Linked DNA regions of Mus musculus: region 2 is linked to region 1. A link is a loop called in an ENCODE intact Hi-C map of the cell type or tissue named here. Cell type or tissue: left cerebral cortex. All regions are shown on one strand.

Region 1 (8,000 bases):
TACTCAAAATAGCTCTTAAGGACTGCTGGAATTGAGTCGCTCCAGTGGTGACAGATTGACCACACACCCATCAAGCTGGGCCACGGACCAGAGCCATAGAACTGGCTCCTAACCACCAGGCGCCCAGAGGGCTAGTCAGGCGAGTAAGACCCTAGTCGCTGGGATCTCGAAGTCTGGACTCAGGAACCAGCTAGTGGCCAGACTCCGCCTTGACGGAACAGAGTCCTCCCCGCCCTTTTGGAGCTGGGAGCCGCGGGGGGCCCGGCACCCGGCACCGCCCTCGCCCACTGCTCACACAATGGGGCGCGTCGAGGGGCGGCCCGGCTTGAGCTTCAGACCTAGCCCTCATTGCCTAACTCCCGGTTGTTGCCAAAGCACCTGATGACCTCAGACTATTGCCCACCCTCAGGAGGGTGCAGAAGCTTGGGAGCAGCAGCCCTGGGGGGGGTGGGGGGGGGGAGAAAACGGAAGTGCCACCCCCTGCAGGCAGGGTGGTGACGTCACCCTACCGCCAGCCTGTAGCGGGGGTGGTTGCCCATCACGTGATCCACGCCCCTCAGAATCCCGCGCGCGCGCTCCCTCCCCCCCCTTTTCAACTAGACTCCCACCTCTCCCGCCTCCTCTCCCCAACTTTCGCCCTCCCTGCTCCCTCACCGCTGTCAACAGCGCCAGCTCCGCCCTCCCCAACGGCGAAGCAGCGGGCTCCTGAGTTCAGGTCCTTGCTCCCTGAGCGCAGGGTGCCCCCCTCCCACCCTGTCCCCAAATTTAGGCGCTCAGGGTGCGTGGGCCTCGGGGGTGCAGTGGCGGCGGCGACAATTCTCCACTCATTCCTCCCACCGTGGACCAGGCGGACTCTGCAGGTCTGCGTTCAAAGGGGACCGAGAGACGCGCACGGCCTCCGGGGAGCCCCCTCCTCTCACCCTGCGGCCCGCCTGCTCTGCCAGCTCCGTCTCCCGTGGGGGCCACGCGCAGATCTCCTCCTGGAGCCCCTCACTCTCTTCGCTCCGTGCACGCCGGGGTTACAGCTTTGCTTTTTTTTTTTTTTTTTCCTTCTGTCGCTGCTGCTCCTCGTTCTATTTCCTTACCGCCCCCCGCCCCCGCCCCGGTTCCCTTCTAAAAGTGGAGGCTGGAGGAGGGAGAAAAGCAGCCTAGAGTCGAAAGGGGCGGTGCGCACTGACCTGTCAGCGACGGAGGAAGACCCCCGGTCTGGGCGAGCTCTCCAGCCAGTGGGGGCACTGGAGCGCAGGGCTCGAGCGGAGCGGCGGCTGCGCTCGACCAGGTGTCCCCTAGGCCGGTCTGCGCCGCCCCCTCCCTCGGCGCCGCGCTCTCCGCCCCAACATCGGGGACCAGGGAACCCCCCAGCTCGATTTTTTGTGCAGTTTCAGCAAAGCTCCGAGGAAGTTGGTCCTTTTGTTCCACTATTTATAGATTGCGTCAACATTGCGAAAAGAAGAAGGCGGAGCGGTGGCCCCTCCCCCGCCCCTCGGCCCGCTCCCAGGAGAGAAAAGCCCCAGCACACGACCTAAGTACACAGCGCGCCAGCCGCCCGCCCCCGGGCCTCCTGCTCGCCACTTCCCCCTCCCCCCGCCCGGGCCCGAGCGCTGCCAACCCCGTCACGTGCCCTCTCGGGAAAACCAGCTCCCCGGGGCTGTGCGCCGCCCGCCTGGTTCCGTGGCAGCGGCCTCCGCCCTGCGGCGCTCCCCTGCTCCTGGCTGGGGTCGCCGGCCCGGGTGGTGTGCACGACCTGGGGACCCGCACTCTGACCACTCGACGGGGGGTGGGGGGGGGGAATTTCTCCCGGACCCGAGCCTTGCGCGCGGAGTGGCCCCGAGCGTGCCGTTCGCTCGCTCGCTCGGGCGTCTCTACCTCCCTCCGTCTCTGGGAGCGCCACCGCCCTACTTGCAGAGAGCGCGCGCGTTTGGGCCTCGCTTTGGAGCCCACGGCCTGGACAAGTCCCTGTGCCCCCTACGTGCGGCGGCTCCCGCAGGCGTCCGCTTGCTAGGCCTCGCTCCCCCGGCCAACGGGCGTGAGGGGTGCGGGGGTGGCTCGCAGCAGCTCCCAGGCAAAAGCGCTGGGCGCGGGAAGCGCGGGGCGGACGCTCTGGATCCGCAGGTGCAGCTAGCTTCACGCTAGCTTCCTTCTCGCTTTCCCAGCTGCTTAAAGCCCCAGGCATTTGCGCATCCGACTCCTTGACAAGGGAACGCGGTTCTTGAGGACTTACTCTTTGGTTACAGGAGTGATTGGGGCAAACCATTACAAGTTGCCTTTAAACCCCGAGGACGAAGTGATAGGCCCCTCCAAACCCCGAAGTGAAACTGAGCGCCCTGCTGGCCTAAAGCCTAGGCGGAGGGCTCAGTGTAAACAAAAAGTGCGATAAACACCAAAGGAAGGCCTTACAATTAAGGCAAACTAAGTGGTTAGTCTAAGCGTGATTAACTTCTGTAGCTTCTAGTCCCTTTCCTAAGTAATTGATTTCAGAACGCAGTTTTACTTTTCAGGATCAGAACATAATAAGTTAGCTACCAGATCACTGATTCAGGAAAACAGGCTGAGCTCGGATGAGAACAGGAAACGCATCGGACTTTCCCAGCAACTGGAGAGGGGTAAACAGTCTAGAAGAACTCCCCCCATCCCACTCCCCCGCCCCAAGTTCGGACCACCACCACGCCTCAGCACGGGCACCTACCTACTGTGAGGGGCTTGGAAGTTAGGTATAAGGGTGGGTCCAAACCTGGTAGAGCTTTTCCAAGAGTCAGATGGGGGAGGAAATAGATTTGCCTAGAGTTGAGAAACCTTTCCAGATTTAGGCCCGCTTGCTTTCGCTCTCTCTATTTCTATTTCTTTTCTTTCTTTCTTTCTTTTTTTTAAAGGAGAAACTTTAGATTCTAAAGCTTAGAACGTGCCTTCCAAGTTTGCTATGTGTGTGCTTGCTAAAAGAAGGAAGTGAGACAATATAAAGTGAACTTTTGCAGCACTCGCTTCCTTTCTAAAGTTTGGAGCTGCAGGCCTGATAGGCTTTGGTCGCCCACACCTGGCGGTGTGCAGAGCCTAGGGCGGGACCTCAATCTTCCCCATCCTCTGCAATTTATCCAAAGGCCCTAGCTACTCACCTCCCGGTCCTTGTACCCTTCATTACTCAGCATTTGGAAAACAAACCTCTTATGAATGCAAATTCGTTTCTTTGACACTTTGGTTGCAGCAATAGCTACAAATCACGTTTCTTTGCATTTAGTAAACAAGTCAGGGCCTCCTGGTCCTTCCCACTCTTGCAAGGGTCAGAGTTTGTCAAGGCATGGTCATGGTTGCCTTACCCCGTCCTCCGACTAAGGCTCAGCGGCACAGCTATTTTGTTAAGACACCGGCTTTCCGCCCCCACTTTGTTCTTTCACGGTCTTCCTAGCCGCGGAGAGGAGGGAAGGGAATCAAAACGAAACCACTTCAGGCGCATCAGTCACAGCCACTTCCCTAAGGGCAGCGGTGGCAGACCTAAGTGTAGGGTCGCAAACATTGGCCGAGATGGGGGTGGGGGTGGGGGGAGCTGTTCCCGAAGGAAGCCCAGGAGTTGCCAGGATCTGTCCTAGGTTGCGAAGGGTCCCCCTCCCCCCAAACTCCCATCTCCGGAAAAGTGCATATGGATAGTACATCAATCTTGCATGGAGAGTTTGGTCTGGGTCTCGAAGTTGAAGACTGAGACCCTGCAGAAGTAAAGGAGTGTGACACGAACGAGTTTGGCTTCTAGTGGCAGATGTCTTAGCAGGGTCTCAGGCAGGAACGCAGGCGAGGGTGCGCAAAGGCCTCTTGGGACTCGAGGCCCACGGAATTCTTGCCCGGCTGAAACTGGATAAGCATCCCGCCCACACGCAAATAACCAAAGTTCTATACAATTTAAAAGACTTCACGAAACTAGTGGTATCCCTCTTCCCTCATAGGAGTCATTGCAGTGACAAAGGCGGCCTCCGGCAGGTTTCAAAGAGACGGGTGGGCCGACTTTAGCAGTTCAGGGAAGGCATCTTACGAGGTGAAGGTAACCAAACACAACTGGGGCGCTCAGGAATGGCAGCTGGTGTCAATCTAGTCAGCTAAAACGTGTCCTCGCTTCCCCTTCTTCCCCCACAGAGAAACAACACTGACTTGAAACAGCTTCCACCCTCACCCCACCCCCATACTTTCTTTACCACACACTTTATTCTGTTTAGTAACACCTTTGTTGCAGCAGTATCTGTAGGTCTGGGCAAGTGTGAGAAAGACCTGCAGGGTCTCGGGGAGTTGAAAGTGGAAACCGTTTGCTGGAGTGCTCGCCCTGCTCACCCACACCTGACTAAGGACTTAGCAGACAGCCATTACCCTTCCAGCTGCTCAGAGGCGCTTTGCTTTTGCACTGAGGTCATTCGCTCTGTAAAACCCAAGACTAGGAGTCCTGTATGTATTTGCATTGTTCAGACTCAGCTTCGCCAATAATTTAACCACAGGACTCAAAAAAAAAAAAAATGGCCTTGCCTTTCATAAGTTCTCTTGGTCGAAACCTGGAAAGGCAGATATTTCTACCCCCGGAACCCTCTTGGTAAACATCAGAAAGCCCTAACTGAAAGGGAAGGCCCACTTTATCCTCTTTCCCCTCTATATGAGTGAGGCAAGCTACCTAGGAAATAGACCCTGACGCTCTCTTTTTAGCTTTCCCCCATTTCTTAAAAAAATAAAATTACCCAGCACAAAAGCTAGTTTTGACTCAAGAGATTATAAAAGGTCTGCGTTTACCAAGTTCGACCTTTGGTCTTATTATATGGCTAGTTTTCTCACTCTTGCAAATGACGTGTTTTCGTGATCGGGTTCCATGGGGTGTTGCTGTTAAAGTGGGCGTCTGTGATTGTGAAGTTGGTCTTGCCCTCCATTCTTTCTAAACAAAAAGCACGCGCTTAAAAAAAAATCCACACTCTACGTTCTTTAGTTTAAAAAAAATCCATGCATTCATAACTAATGTTTTGCCTGAGCTAAAGTTAAGACTTAAATGCTCAAACTGCCATCCTTTGCGCTCGCCACTGAAACCCGAGTCAGACACCTTGGTGTGGAGTCCAGTTTGGAAATAAATCCACGCCTTTCGAGGTGAAATGGGAGCATGGCCCAAGCGATGCATCTGGCTTTAGATTTTATGAGGAATATGGTCTGGAAAAGGGAGCGCCTGTTTTAGCCGGCTGCGTGCCCTGGTAGAGTCCTCCTGGAATTCCTCCTGCAAACAGCGCGTCTGGCCTCGACCCACAGGGCCTCAGGCGACCTCTGGGCGCCGAGCTTTTGAGTTAACCCTCCAGCATCGAGCTCTCCCCGGCCTCAGCTGAGGTCGCTAAGCTGCGGCTGACTTCAACCAAAAGGAGAAAGTTTAAGGTTGTAGATCAGATGTCCTGAAGTTGGAGAAAGGGACAAGAGACTGCCTTCGCGGTTAGTTACTAAAAACCTCGGACACCTCGTGCTGGCTGCGAGGCGAAGAAAACTCCCTTGGGGGAAACACTAGTGTACCCAAGACTGTGCCAAACACTCCACAAGTCCCCAGGTAGCGTTCCACCCCCGCCCACCACCGGGTTCTTTCACAATCCAGCGGGTTTCTGGCGAGGGTTCGGCGTGGGTTAGGGGCTGCAAAGAGGTACAGGAGCCGAACCTCCTCCGTTTTCCGCCCACTCAGTCCAGGAAACCTTGAAGCGGGGAAAAAAAAAAAAAAAAAAGGCGCGACGCGGTGGGGTGTGGGGACGCTGACACAGTTCACAAGATGTCCGGGTAGGGTCCTGGGGGTCGGGGCGGGTGCGTTCAGCAGGGAGCAAGCGGAGGCTGCAGGTCAGAGTGTCTGCTACGGGGGGGGGGGGGGGGGGAGGGGCGGGGGAATGCTTCCAAAGAAAACGAGGGTAAGTAAAGAAAGGGGCCCGCAGCAGGGAGCTCCTGAACTCAGTGTCCGGGGAGTGCCTGGGCACTGACTCGCTCCGAGGGAAGAGACTCCCAAGTGGGCTTCTCCCTGAGCGGGGCTGGACCGGTGCCGAGCCGCGGGGCACTGAGGTCGCCAAGTCGCCTTCAAAGCCGGCGGAGGCGCGTCCCCATTCAAGGCTGGGGAGAGGGAGGTTCGTCGAAAGTAGCGCCTCTCGCCTCGCGCTCCTGTGACACCCGGAGAGGCAAGGGAGCCTCGGCCACCAGAAGCCCAGTTGAAAACCACCCAGTTTCCCAAGTTTCTAAAGTGAAAATCCACACAGAACTACGCCCATTTCCCCTTCCCGAAGAAAACCAAAGCAAGTCTAAAGCCAGGCCTCCGAACTGAACTCTGTGTCCCCCATCGCGCTTGCCCAGGCGTGGGCTGCAGGGCGCTACTCCTCAGGCTGCTGGGCGTGGGGTGCGTTGGGTGTAAGGCTGTTCACCTCCCGGCAATCACAGCAGGAAATGCTTCGCCTGGCTTTCGATCACCCAGTCAAAACATTTGGTTGTATCTCGAAATAACTTTTTTGAGAATCTGGAAAAACAAACAAACCCCCCACCCCAGCACAAATAGAATAACTAATAGACTTCCATCAGACAACCATTTATTCCCAATTATAGTGAGACCTCCCCCCATCCCATTAATTAAAAGAGCTGAAAATGTGGAGATTTGACTGCTTCCCACAGTTTCTGGCCGCTGTTCCTTGTTCTCACCTGATTCTCTTCTCTCCCCCTCCCCTTTCTTCACGATTACTTTCTGTCTTATTTTTCTTTTTCAGGTGCTTGCTTCAATCATATCTCCTACAACAATGCATAGCCCTCTCACCTTAGCCTCTACGCCGCAGTTTACATACCCTCGCAAAAACAACTAGTTTTTAGTTCCTTTTAATGTACAGCCACGGTTAATTGTGCATTGTTTGTGTGTGAGCAGCGCTCTCTCTGTCTCTGTCTCTCTGTCTCTCACCCTTCCTCCTTCCGTACTTCCCTTCGCCCCCCAACAAGGACGTGTTCCTAATTACAAGCCCGGTCTCCTTCCCAATACTGATAGGGCTTTATTTTTACAGAAACTGAAAGAGTTAGGAAAAAAAATCACCATGAGCTAAGCCACAACTCCGCTTTTTTTTTTTTTTTTTTGACAAATACGAATACTAAACGGTGTAGTCCGTTTTTTGAAAAAAACAAAACAAAACCTTAAATATTACTAAGTATGGATCTTTTCATTTTCTTTGGCTGTTTTTCACTTCCAATAAGGAAGTATTAAAAACGAAATTCTTGCGAATAAAATAAAATTACGTAAGCTGTACACTTTAGTTTGGAGGAAGAAGATGGACATTTCAGGCTTTTTAAAAAAAGATCTTTTACGGATAGGCAGTTATTAATGTGAAATAAAATGTTTAAGCTAGTCTTATCCGGTGCCTGCACGTAGTAGGTGCTTCCCTAGAATTTTCCTTACCTCCTTTCACTTCTTCCTGCATTTAAAAATGTTGGCAGAAGATACAGACTTAACTGCGTCTAAGGAAATTATGTTAAACTTTGCTTCTGGTTAAGGTAATCTCCGCTCACATAAAAACTCAGAAAATTTACCCAGGGAACTTTAATAAGATATTAAAACTTAATGGAAATAGCTAGGCAGAATAAAAGTACTGTGATTACATACATATAAATCTGAAACACATTAAATTAATTGGAGTTTTTCAGTGACTGTAATAGTAACTATTACCCTTTGATTCCCTTTACCTATTTCTTTAGTAAGAACGAAATTTGTGGGTTGTTACTCATTTCTAACATCTCTGGTGGAGCCGCCTCTGCCCACTGCTGACCTATCTTGACCTTGTATCGATCAGAGCGCAATTTGTATTTCTAAGCAATTTGGCCGATTTTCTTTTTGATAGAGGTTTAAGTGCATTTTTAAAAGCATAAAATCGGAAACTGGAGAAAGCGTTTAACACCCACAAGCTGGAAAAACCCACCTACGCCCTCCTCCTGTCCTGGGTGTGGAGACACTGGAGGCTGAGAGCTGGCTGGAGCCACTTTGTGACATTGCTCAGCGGTCA
Region 2 (8,000 bases), 72 kb after region 1:
GCATTGATATTTTTCTTGGCCCCAGTGTTCTTTCCTTATATTTAATCAACTGCTGCCTGAGTTTTTAAACACTAAATTCATGACATTTATTAAAGATAGACACAATTCTTCTTCCCACTGCAAGCGTACTCAGTGTAGTGTAATATCAGGTAACCATGCCTACACAGGTCAACCCTTTACAAATACCTGTTTTGTGATGTATTTTTTTTTTTTATTGGAAGCACTACAGACCTTTTAGGAGCAGTCAGCCACAAATGAAGACAAGATTGTTTATATCTCTGTCATCGTTTTTCCCCCCTGTGTCAAGTCAAGTTTATAACTGCTTTCCTTTGTAATTTAATCTAAAAGAGCAGCAATGTGGAAGTGCCATACATGAGTAGACTCAGGAGGCAAGCAGGAAAGTTATTCCCATCATCTTACTGTGACATTCTGTAGCAGGTCTCCAAATATGTATAGTGCCTTTTTATGTAGAGAACAAATCAGTTCTCATTTCATGGTGACAGATGTCTGTGTGTGAAAGAGAAAATAAAATGTTGGCTCGGTTTATTTGGCACCATGCCTTTTAAATCACTCTAGTAATGTAGCATATGAATTATATGTATCTGCGACCTATGGATATACATGAATGTATATGTGCATGTGTTTTGGATAGAGTCGTATTTAACACCTGTATTCTTCCTAATGGGACATTGAAAAGGAAATCTCAAACTCAGTATCATTGCTGAACTGCTTTAAGCCACTCTTTTATTATAAAGTCTTTGAATTTTCAGGAAAGCTGAAAGAATCCTGCAAAGAACCGCCCTCCTGGAGCACCGTGTTTACTCCATAGTTGATGTCTTAATAGACTCTCTTTATCACCCACAGATGAATCAACCTACTCCATTTATTTATCAACACACCTTAGTTTTTGGATACATTCCAAAGTAAGTTGTAGACTTCAAAACATGTTATCTCAAGTCATTCAGTCTGCGTTGTCTTTAACCCCAGGTAGATGATATTAAACATAAGTGACCCCCGAATTCTACTAGAGAACTCCCATAGCCGATAAACACTTTTGGCAAAGTGGCTGGATACAAAATTAACTCCAAAAAAACATCAGTTGCTCTCCTTTATGCAAATGATAAATGGGTGAGAAAGAAATTAGGGAAACATCACCCTTTATAATAGCCACAAGTAATATAAAATATCTTGGTGTAACTTTAACCAAACAAGTAAAGATCTTATAACAAGAACTTCAAATCTCTGAAAAAAAGGAAATTGAGGAAGATCTCAGAAGATAGAAAGATGATTTGTGCTCATGGATCAGTAGGATTAACAAAGTGAAAATGGTCATCTTACCAAAAGCAATCTACAGATTCAATACAGTTCCCATCAAATTTCCAACACAATTCTTTACAGAATTTTCTTGAAAAAAAATTCTCAGTTTCATATGGAAAAACAAAAAACCCAGGATAGCTAAATCAATCCTGAACATAAAAGAACTTCTGAAGGTATCACCATCCCTAATCTCAAGCTGTACTACAGAGCAATAATAATAAAAACTACATGGTATTGGTATAGACACCAATTGGTATAGGTTGATCAATGGAATTGAATTAGTGATACAGAAATAAACCCACATAACTACGGACACTTAACTTTTGACAAAGAAGGCAAAAATCATACAATAGTTAAAATAAAGCATCTTCAACAAATGATACTGGTTTAGCTGGATATCTGCATGTAGAAGAATGCAAATAGATCCATATCTATCAGCCTGCACAAAACTCAAGTCAAAATGGATCAAAGACCTTAATGTAAAACATATACACTAAATCTAATAGAACAGAAAGTGGGGAGTAGCTTTGAACTCATTGGTATAGGAGACAACTTCCTGAACAGAATACTGATTGCTCAGGCGCTAAGATCAACAGTTGATAAAGGAGACCTCATGAAACTGAAAAGCTTCTATAAGATTCTCAATAGAGGAATCTTTAATGGACGAGAAGCACTTAAAGAAATGTTCAAAGTCTTTACTCGTTAGGGAAATGCAAATCAAAATGACCCTGAAATTTCTATCTTACATCTGTCAGAATGGCTAAGATAAAAAGCTCAAGTGATAGTATGTGCTTGTGAGGGTATGTAATAGGGGGAACACTTTTCCATTGCTGGTGGGGGTGCAAACTTGTACAACCCATTTGGAAATCAATTTGGCACTTTCCCAGAAAGCTGGGAACAGTTCTACCTCCAAACCCAGCAATACCACTCCTGGGCATATACCCAAAAGGTGCCCCACTATATACCAAAGGGACACGTTCATACCAGCTTTATTCACAATAGCCAGAAACTGGAAACAACCTAGATGTCCCTCAACTGAAAAATCAAGAAAATGTAGTATATCTATACAATGGAATACTATTCAGCTATTAAAGACAAAGACATCATGAATTCTGCAGGCAAATAGATGGAACTTGAGAATATCATCCCAAGTGAGATAACCCAGACCCAGAAAGACACATACAGTGTGTGCTCACTTATAAGTGGACATTAGCCATAAATTACAGGATAACCATGCTACAATCCACAGACCCACAGAAACTTGGCAATAAAGAGGTCCCAAGGGAAGATGTGTGAATGTCGCTCAGAAGAGAAATTAGATAGCTATCAAAGGTGGATGGAGAGAAGGGAAGAGGTGGGAATAGCGGTGAGGAGGGGAATGGGGATGGTGATTAGGTGAAGGAGAGAGGGCTGGGAGTGAGAGTGGTAATGGTGGGGGTGGGGCGGGGATCTCTGGTGACTAGCAGGAGGCCTGGGACTGGAGAGGATTCAGGAGTTTATGGGAGTGACTCTAGCTTAGATTCCTACTAGAGGGTGATATAGAGACTGAAATGGCCACCTCCTGTAGCCAGGCAGGACTTCCACCCACAAAACCTTTAACCAAAGTTTTGTCCTGCCTACAAGATGTACAGGAATAAAGATGGGAGCAGAGATTGAGGGAACAGCCAATCAATGACAGACCCAACCTGCAGAGACCCACCTCATGTGAGAGAGCCAACCCCTGGCACTATTAACTCTGCTATGCTTGCAAGATAGGAACTGAGCACAACTGTCTCCTGAGAGTCTCCATCCAGCAGCAGATGGAGGCAGAGATGCAGAGACTCACAGCCTAACATCAGGTGGAGCCTGGGAAGTCCCCTGGAATCGTGGGGGATGGAAATGAGCAAGGAGGAGGACCAAGGACACCACAAGAAGAGCCACAGAGTCAACTAACCTGAGACCATAGGGGTGCACAGAGCTTGGGCCACCAACCAGGCAGCATGCAGGAACTGGATCTAGACCCCAGACCCATCTATAGCAAATGTATAGCTTGGTTTTCCTGTGGCTCCCTTAACAAGTGAAGCAGGGGCTGTCTTAGTCTCTGTTCCCTGCCAATGGATCCTCTTCCCCTACCTGAACTGGCTGGTTGGGCCTTAGTAGGAGAGGATATGCCTAGTCCTGCTGGGACTAGATACCCCAGGGTAGGGTGATACCCAAGACAGGGTGGGGGTGGGGGGTGGGGGGGTGGGGGGTGTCTCCCCTTCTCTGCAGAGAAAGGGAAGGGGCAATGGGGGGAATGAGAAGGGGAAGTGGGACTGTAAAATAAATAAATAAAAAAAAAGAATGAAATGCACACATACACAGTGGATTGACAGACTTATGATAAATGCACACAGCTGTAAACCCTGATCAGGGTTGGCTCAGAATGTTGCCACCATTTCAGGATGCTCTCTTTGCACTCCTTCCTGTCATCTCCACCCTGCCTCAGAGGCAACTGTCCTGACTTCTTGCCTAACATGGTGTATTTACATATATAACCATGCAACTGCTTTGGGGAGTGAAAAAAAAAAAGACCTTTTATTTCATTGTTAACACTGAATCTGAATTCCTGGCTGGTTAAAACGTGGCCTCCAGGTCCTTGGGGCTCAGAATTATAGATTTCCATCCAGGGCAGATCAGGGCTCAGTGTCCAGTTGACAACAGAAGCCTTAAATGCTTTCTTAGGCAGCTCATCCTTATGACAAGACAGGAGTGAAAATGGGAAGAGGGTTTGGGAAGAGAAACTGGCTGAAGGATTTTAGTCACTGAATGCACACAGACCTGCCAGGCGGCTTGTCCAGTGGGGGCGGGGCAGAGGATTTTTTTCCCCCCCAAGCCCAGGCTGGGAAGGAAGGTCCACTCTTGCGCTTCCTTCTCCATAGGTTCCTCTTTCTCTAACTCATTCTGGTTTCCATCCTCTTCCTCGCCTGCTGGGGGTGAGGCTGTGATGGGAACACTGGGCTCTGGAGGTGTTCCTTCCCACAGTGTTCTCTCTCTCTCTCTCTCTCTCTCTCTCTCTCTCTCTCTCTCTCTCTCTCTCTCTCTCTCTCTCTCTCTCTCTCTCTCTCTCTCTCTCTCTCTCTCTCTCTCTCTCTCTCTCTCTCTCTCTCGGCAGGGCTGGGGAGGGAGGGAGAGCAGCCAGCCCGCCTTGGTCGTGAGTCAGCAGCTCTCCCCTCCTACCCAGGGAGAGGCTGTGCCAAGTCGCCCGCCCTCCCAGACTGGAGCACAGAAGTCCCTAGGGACCGTGTCTGGTGGGACATGGAGAAAGTGAGAGCCTGCCGCGGGCATGCCACGTGTTCCTGAGCGTGTGCACTCCGCTGAGCAGTTCTTACATAGCCTTCCTGGGCCTTTAGAAAGCATTTGAAAGTGGTTATGTATGGGAAGGCATGGCACAAATGCAAACAAGTTAAATTGCGTCTAGAATGTATAATGCAGTTTTCAAAACGTTATAAAACCTCTCGAAGAGGGGTTTCCTCTTTTAAGTTTTTGTTTAATTCTTGTGAACAGCCTTAAATACAGTTCAGCTTTGCAGTGTGCAGGCGTAGGGAGCATAACTAATTCTGTCCCCAGGAGATTACTTTGTCTTTGGAAGCGCCATCGTTTGTACTATTTTTAGCCAAGGAACCATATGCATTTTCGAGTAAAAAGCTGTCCTATTACTGTTTGGTAGTTTGTTTTTTATAAAACCACATACTGTTAGATAATGAAGAGAAACATTTCTAAGCTCAGGTTGCATATATTGTGAATCACGTGCCTTTCCCTTCATTTTGAATAAATACATAATAAAAATCCCTGTGATTTATTTATTTTCACATAGCTTACTTGCCTCCCAAGATTCACAAGATCTATTTCAGTAGTTGCTAAAAAGTAAATTCCCGAAATCCCATATTGTGTAGAACTATCTCAGGAACTCTGTCTGAGTTTAACAAAAGCGCTGTCATAGCAACATCTGGTTATATGTAATAGAGAGTATGTTGCATGTGCATATCTAAAGAAATGTAATATGGCATTTCCACCTCCAGTTCTGGATACAGTGATACAAGTTTTAACTACTCAAAACCTTTAGTGAGGACAGTTTACTGATTAAAAATGTTCAGTAGCAGGTGTTGCATCTCACATGTTCCTCTTGTCTAAAAGATGGCTTCATTGGGGCTGGCTTACAGGTTCAGAGGTTCAGTCCATTATCACCAAGGTGGGAACATGGCAGCGACCAGACAGGCATGGTGCAGGAAGAACTGAGAGTTCTACATCTTCATCTGAAAGCCGCTGGAAGACTGGCTTCCTGGCAGCTATGACAAGGGTCTTAAAGCCCACACCCACAGTGACACACCTACTCCAACAAGGCCACACCTTCAGACAGTGCCACTCCCTGGGCCAAAAATATGCAAACTATCACAGTGTATTTGTGTGTGTGTAGATTCAGTGCTTGGCTTGCCCTGGATGTAAGTGAAACCGCCTGCCCTGAAACCTTCAGATAGGTTATCGTATTGCTGAAGAAGCTCGTTATGATCACTTCAGTGGGGTGACTTGTGACTTACTAGTCCCCTTGTGAGAAAGGTGATCATTTCCTGAAGACTAAATAGTAGGGTTTTTTTTTTTTTTTTTGGCCCCTCTCTTGGTATGAAGCATGCAGAGGGAGTGTGCCCTCAGCCTTAAAGATCCTTGATACTTGAGGTAGAGCGACTTTCACCATTGAGCCCTCACCACTGCCACAGTGAGCTGTCTGTGGAAATAGTCTTTCCTCCAAGGCCATTTTCATTTTAACACAAGTGAAGAACTACAGAGCTCTATCATGGGGTAAGCCGTTTGCAATCATTTTGTTCTAAAATGAAACACTGGCCAATGACAAACAGCTTTGTATTCTAAGGTGACGATAAAACTGGAAAAAGTCTTTTTTTTGCAAATCTTCTTAAGGATCAGGACTGAGTGCAGGTCCAGTCAAGTGTTGTCCAGAGACTTTCCTAGGAGTAAAGCAGAATCTCAGGGTGGTGCCTGGTACAAGTCTCTGAAGATGCTGGTGCTCTGACAGGAGCAAGATGCTATGCACAAAAGTGTTGGGAGAATGTGAGTCTTTATTGCTTGTAAGAATATTTTTGCTTTGAATTTTATATATCTGTGTTTTAGTTTAGATTTTTGATCTAGCATAAGCAGAATTCTAGTCTTCAGTAGCTGGCTAGACATAGCATATTAACCTTCAAAAAATTTAAAGGTATTATTTCATGTTTTGTAAAAATAATGAAACTCACCATAAGCAACTTTAAGAACCACTGGTATTTTATAAGTAACAATGAATTAGTGTCAGAAGTGTGTGTGTGTGTGTGTGTGTGTGTGTGTGTGTGTGTATCTACCACATCTACTAGGCCAAACAGCAGCGGATTCCTCACTAGGGCCCATGACTTTCCCAGTCTTGGGGTTTGAATAGGTTTATAGCACCAGAAGTGAATTTCCTTCTGTGAAACGGACCCAAAGGCCAAGCACAAAGTGTTAGTTATCCCTGTAACAGACTTGACATCATTTGTACCAATGGGCACATCTTGTCTGGCCACTCAATGGTGCTGCATGCAAAGTCTACAGCTGAGTAAGGTAGTTGGTAAGAACTCTGTCTTGGCCACCTGAATAGCAATCTGAAGGATAGCTAACATGGAGGAAGCTTCCAGCCCAGTATCACATTATTATTTTTCTATGTTTTTATGATAGCTGCATGTGGTGTGAACAGGATCTCACCATCTAGGTCTGGTGGTCAACAAATGTCACGGGCCAACCAGCAGCTCGTGAGGAATGGTACAACTGAGATGGCAGCTCGGGCTGAAAGAGAGGAACTAAACAGACGGAAGAAAGAACGGAGCCAAGTCAAAACGGACTCTGATCAAAGCTCAATTATACTATCCCAACACGCAGTTTATGAAGGAGGGGAAGGGGGGCCGATTCCTGCCAAATAGTCCTGGAGTCCAGTAGCAGGGTGACCACGTGTATGGCTCTGAACAGCCAAGCTGCAGGTTCCAGCAGTGGGCGTGGCAGAACGATTGAGCGGCAAGCTCCATCCAGGTGTAAACAGTGGAACCATTAAGGCTGGGGGAGGGGAAGCTACAAACAAATATCAGTGGCAATTGCTCATATTGTTTCTGGGATCTTAGTGGCTTCCCCATCAATAATTGCAGGGAGTTAGCCAACCTCTGGCATGAGGCTTTTATTTAATAACCTTAAAGCTTTATCCACTTGCACAGGATACTCGAGGGGTAAATTCTAATTCTGGCATTGCCTAAGGTGACTTTGGGTAAGCCTGGGCAGGTGTGTGTGTGTGTGTGTGTGTGTGTGTGTGTGTGTGTGTGTGTGTGTGTGTGTGTGTTTATAATTGACTCTGAAAGAGAGATTTTCAGGAGGCAGAGAGGTGTAGGATAGCTGCTGTCACTGAGAGAAGCCTATATTGAGTATATAGGTGTCTGCAGTGTATGCAGAGTCCATCTGCTTCCCCTGAATTTGTTCTGAGTTCGTTTTGACTCAAATAAACAACCTGTTATCTTTTAATGGAGTCATAAGTTAGAGGAGAATTGTTACGCTATTCACATATCTCTCTTCCACCTGAAGGTCTGCTGCAGCGAATTGTTCTGGATTTGCTTTGTCTGACCTGTCTTTGCATCACTGCATCATTGTTGAGATATACTTAT

Evidence for each region. Peaks named below come from ENCODE experiments on the same cell type or tissue, not always from the same donor. Only the 100,000 strongest peaks of a DNase experiment are listed, where the experiment ranks them.
Region 2: it touches region 1 in a loop (7-fold over the local background); 4 of 42 quality-filtered maps call a loop at or near these places.

Annotation. Positions count from the first base shown.
Region 1 is chr14:61,680,932-61,688,931 of GRCm38, forward strand. Dleu2 (deleted in lymphocytic leukemia, 2) reads right to left here and starts at 1,442. Exons shown (of 7, transcript NR_028264.1): 1 at 1,179-1,442. Gm35196 (a long non-coding RNA gene) reads right to left here. Exons shown (of 4, transcript XR_003951167.1): 4 at 5,855-8,000. In left cerebral cortex, CTCF peaks have their summits at 182 and 1,216; DNase peaks (open chromatin) are centred at 124, 552, 1,498, 2,008 and 3 more places; H3K4me3 peaks cover 4,386 bases; H3K27ac peaks cover 3,731 bases.
Region 2 is chr14:61,753,091-61,761,090 of GRCm38, forward strand. No RefSeq gene overlaps it. Among named protein-coding and RNA genes, the nearest start is that of Gm46480, 50 kb to the left of the region's middle. In left cerebral cortex, a CTCF peak has its summit at 4,588; DNase peaks (open chromatin) are centred at 3,204, 3,836, 4,186, 4,589 and 2 more places; H3K4me3 peaks cover 581 bases; H3K27ac peaks cover 1,010 bases.